2 separate regions of the Homo sapiens genome follow, and region 1 is linked to region 2. Evidence: read pairs that join two places in POLR2A ChIA-PET (ENCODE). Cell type or tissue: Panc1. All regions are shown on one strand.

Region 1 (2,500 bases), 1.0 Mb before region 2:
GAGAAAAAGTTCAGTATCACTGAACATTACAGAAACACACATCAAAACCACAATGAGATACCATCTCGCACCTCTCAGAATAGCTATTATTAAAAAGTCGGCCAATCATGATGGCTCATGCCTGTAATCCCAGAACTTTCGGAGGCCATGCATGGCAGGTGGAATACTTGAGGCCAGGAGCTCAACACCAGCCTGGGCAGAGGAGCGAGACCTCATCTCAATTGAAAAAAAAAAAAAAAAAGTCAAAAAATAACAGATGCTGGAGAGATTGCGGAGAAAAACGCTTAAACCAAGCTTATCCAACCCACAGCCCATGGGCCACATGCAACCCAGGACGGCTTTGAATGTGGCCCAACACAAATTCCTAAACTTTCTTCAAACATTTTGAGGGCTGGGTGTGGTGGCTCACACCTGTAATCCCAGCACTTTGGGAGGCCAAGGAAGGTGGATCACTTGAGGTCAGAAGTTAGAGACCAGCCTGGCCTGGCCAACATGATGAAACCCATGTCTACTAAAACTGAAAAAATAAATACAAAAATTAGCCAGGGGTGGTGACGCACACCTGCATTCCCAGCTACTCGGGAGGCTGAGGCACAAGAATCACTTGAACCCAGGAGGCTGAGATTGTGGTGGGTTGAGATTGTGCCATTACACTCCAGCCTGGCGACAGAGTGAGGATTCATCTCAAAAAAAAAAAAAAAAAAAAAAAAAAGCTTAGTACCTGGGAGATGAAATGATCTGTACAACAAATCCCAGTGACATGCATTTACTTTTTTTTTTTTGAGACAGAGTCTCGCTTCGTCGCCCAGGCTGGAGTGCAGTGGCATGATCTCGGCTCACTGTAAGCTCTGCCTCCTGGGTTCACACCATTCTCCTGCCTCCACACCATTCTCCTGCCTCAACCTCCCAAGTAGCTGGGACTACAGGTGCCCGCCACCACACCTGGCTAATTTTTTTGTATTTTTAGTAGAGACAGGGTTTTACCATGTTAGCCAGGATGGTCTCGATCTCCTGACCTCGTGATCTGCCCGCCTCCACCTCCCAAAATGCTGGGATTACAGGCGTGAGCCACTGCGCCCAGCTACATATTTTTTTTTTTTGAGATGGAGTCTCACTCTGTTGCCCAGGCTGGAGTGCAGTGGAGCAATCTTGGCTCACTGCAACCTCTGCCTCCTGGGTTCAAGCAATTCTCCTGCCTCAGCCTCCTGAGTAGCTGGGACCACAGGTGCCTGCCACCACGCCCGGCTAATTTCTGTATTTTTAATAGAGACGGGGTTTCACCATGTTGGCCAGGCTGGTCTCGAACTCCTGACCTCAGGTGATCCGCCCACCTCAGCCTCCCAAAGTGCTGGGATTACAGGCATGAGCCACCACGCCCGGCCACGAGTTTACTTATATAACAAACCTGCACATGTACCCTTGAACCTAAAATCAAAATTAAAAAAAAAAAAAAAAGCAAAGCAAAAGGCAAGTGAGCAGGGCCATGTACCTGCTGGCACCTGTGAAGGCCAATTAACTTCAGTCCACGGCTTGTACAGTGACCACACCCGGCCCTCACCCAGCACCTAGCTGGAGTTCAGCAGCCCAACCTCTGACTTCTTTCTGGCATGAACAGATGCTGGCAGCAGGCCAGGGAGCAAACTGTCTGACGTTTGATCAGCCCTGGGCTCCTTACCGGTCCCTCTTGCTCTCCTCGTCCTCTGCCCATCACCCCTTCCTGCCCCAGTATAATCCTAAAAGACCACACACTTAAGATCTGAAACCGGAACCTCACAACAGGTTGTCCCTCCCGCTATAGAGCTGATTCCAGTGCCCCTCACCCTGCCACCATCCCCCACCCCTGCCCTGGGGAAATGTGGACTGGGTTGTTTTTCTGTCAGAGAACTCCAGATTCACACGGACCTGCCCTTCTCTCTCACCAGCCCCATGGACAGGAGTGAAAGAGCTATTCAACAGGGCTGTGGGTGATTGAGGAGGACTACCCACAGGTTGAGGCTGCAGTGAGCCCTGATTGTGCCATTGCACTCCAGCCTGGGCAACAGGCTTTGTCTCAAAAACAAAACAACAAAAAAAGTTAAAAAAAAATTTTTTTTAAAGAGATGGGGCTATGAGAGCCAAGGGTAAAGCCACAGATGCCCCATATCTGGAGATGGAGGCCGTTCACCGAGGACGAAGGCCAAATGAGGGCCTGCCACATCAAGCAGAGGTGTCATCGACTGTGTTTCCTGGCCTTACCAAAATTAAAAGCAAAAAGCGAGCTGAGCTCGGTGGCTCATGCATGTAATCCTACCATTTTGGGAGGCCCAGGCAGGTGAATCATTTGAAGCCAGAAGTTCGAGACCAGCATGGGCAAAAAAACAACATCAAGTCTAAAAAAAAAGGCCAGGTGTAGTGGCTCACGCCTGTAATCCCAGCATTTTGGGAGGCTGAGGCAGACAGATCCCTTGAGGTCAGATGTTCGAGACCAGCCTGGCCAACATGGTGAAATCCCATCTCTAAT
Region 2 (2,500 bases):
GCGGATAGGAGGGGGTGGTTTCACCTCTAAGTGTGTAGCACTTAAATATCCTTCCCTTTTTATTTATTTATTTTTATCTTTATTTTATTTTATTTTAGACAGAGTCTTGGTCTGTCACCCAGGCTGGAATGCACTGGAGCAATCTCAGCTCACTGCAACCTCTGCCTCACAGGTTCAAGTGATTCTCCTGCCTCGGCCTCCTGAGTAGCTGGGATTATAGGGTCGAACCACCACACACAGCTAATTTTTGTATGTTTGTAGAGACGGTGTTTTGCCATGTTGGCCAGGCTGGTCTCAAACTCCTGGCCTCAAGCGACCCACCCACCTCGGCCTCCCAAAGTACTGGGATTACAGGCGCGAGCCACCGCATCCCCTTCCCTTTTTAGTATAAACACCTTCACCCTTAACTGAACCCTGTATCCTGGATTCTAAAAGCCTCTGTGGTTCGTCTTTCCGAATAGCTCTGCCAGTTAGTTACCTCGCTGCATGGGGAAGATGAGTGGATCTTTGGGCTGGGGGTGGAGGGTCCTAACTGTTTCTTTTACAGACTTTCAACCGGTCCTTTTTCCCGTACATTGGCCTTCAGAAGGACCTGTTGTCTCTAATACTTAAGCTTTGGGGGCTTCTCAATTCAAATTGGGGTATTTCTTGGCTTTCTCCCAGCTGTCTATCTGTCCTTTCCTTGAAAACCACTGAGCTTTCTCAGCTCTATGAGGCTGTTACAGTTGTCCAGCTTCCAAAATGTTGATGTTTCTCATCTGATGTTGTCTCTTCCCATTCTTTTTTTTTTTTTAATGGACACGGGGTCTTACTATGTTTCCCAGGCTGGTCTTAAACTCCTGGGCTCAAGTGATCTTCCTGCCCTGACCTCCCAAAGTGCTGGGATTACAGACATGAGCCACCGCACTCAGCTTCTCTTCCCATTTTTTTTTGTCCTTTTTTCTTTCTATTTTTTAAAAAATTCTATTTTTATTTAAGAGTTTTAAATATGAATGAGTTTAAATCATTGAAGGCTTTCTATGCATCCAGTGGGATGATAGTATCTTTTTTGTTTCTCCTTTTAATCTCTTGTGGCGGTTTGTTTGTTTGTTTTATTCCTGGCTTCATGTGGTCAAGTCTGCTTAGTCATGATTTTTTTCCCCAAATATTTCTGGACTTGACTTGTTAATATTTCACTGAAGATTTTTGCATGCATGACGTTTTGTTGGACTGTCCCTACCTGGAATCAAAGTTATTCTGCCCCACACAATAGGGAGGGGAGGGAGTTTCTAGCTTTTGTTTCTTCTGGGATTGTTCCTGGAAGTGCCTGCCATGCATTGCAGAAGGATTAGGTGTCCAGGCTCTGTCCTGGGATTAGGGGTCAGGAACTGCCACACGTCAGGTGACAGCTCCGAAACAGTCTGTGGCCTGGTATCCCCACCTTCTGTATTGTGCTTCCCAGCCCTTTATCCCACCCACTTTGGCTGTCATATCCACACCTCTCTGAGACACACACCTCCTCTGAGACTCACCTCTGTTCGTGCCACCTCGCCTGGGGACAGACAATGAGTGACAGTGGAGGGACAGAGCCCTGAAGAACTGGCCACTGGGCCTGTCCTGCCAGCTGCCTGCAGTGCCTGACGTCTCTTGCCCTGGAGGAGCCAAGAGGAGCCCTCCTGAGAACCCCTAGGGACCCTTGCGAGAGCAGGACAGGAAGTGAATTCTTTTTTTTTTTTGAGACCGAGTCTCGCTCAGCTGTCCAGGCTGGAGTGCGGTGGCACGATCTCGGCTCACTGCAACCACCATCTCCCAGGTTCAAGTGATCCTCCCATCTCAGCCTTCCGAGTAGCTGGGGTTACAGGCACCTGCCATCATGCCTGGCTAATTTTTGTATTTTAGTAGAGACAGAGTTTCACCATGTTGGCCAGGCTGGTCTTAAACTCTTGACCTCAGGTGATCTGCCCACCTTGGGCTCCCAAAGTGCTAGGATTACAGGCGTGAACCACCACTCCCAGCCGAGAAGTGAATTCTTGAACACACATGTCAGTATCTCTTATTGCTGTATATTTTTCTCATTATTAAGTAATACATTCACTGCAAAAAGTTTGGAAAACATAAACATTTAGAAAGAAAATAAATTTTACTCATTATCTCGTACCTAAAGATAAGCACTAACAAAATATTTTGGAATACCTACTTCCAGGCTTTTTTCTATGATATGTAACTTTGTCTTTAAAACAAAAATGGAAGTCCGGGCCCGGTGGCTCACACCTGTAATCCCAGCACTTTGGGAGGCTGAAGCAGGTGGATCACCTGAGGTCAGGAGCTCAGGACCATCATGGCCAATATGGTGAAACCCTATCTCTACTAAAAAAAAAAAACAAAAATTATCCAGGTGTGGTGACGGGGACCTGTAATCCCAGCTACTCAGGAGACTGAGGCAGGAGAATCGCTTTAACCTGGGAGACAGGGGTTCCAGTGAGCCAAGATCGTGCCATTGCACTCCAGCCTGGGCGATAGA

The links. ChIA-PET counts read pairs that join two places held together with the same protein. Peaks named below come from ENCODE experiments on the same cell type or tissue, not always from the same donor. Only the 100,000 strongest peaks of a DNase experiment are listed, where the experiment ranks them.
Region 1: POLR2A ChIA-PET joins it to region 2 with 5 read pairs; 2 of 35 experiments call an interaction of 5 or more read pairs at or near these places.

Annotation. Positions count from the first base shown.
Region 1 is chr7:140,511,882-140,514,381 of GRCh38, reverse strand. No RefSeq gene overlaps it. Among named protein-coding and RNA genes, the nearest start is that of MKRN1, 34 kb to the right of the region's middle. In Panc1, no CTCF peak of the experiment used is centred here; no DNase peak of the experiment used is centred here.
Region 2 is chr7:139,470,876-139,473,375 of GRCh38, reverse strand. The region is part of intron 3 of KLRG2 (killer cell lectin like receptor G2); the gene reads left to right. Among named protein-coding and RNA genes, the nearest start is that of KLRG2, 12 kb to the left of the region's middle. In Panc1, no CTCF peak of the experiment used is centred here; a DNase peak (open chromatin) is centred at 1,225.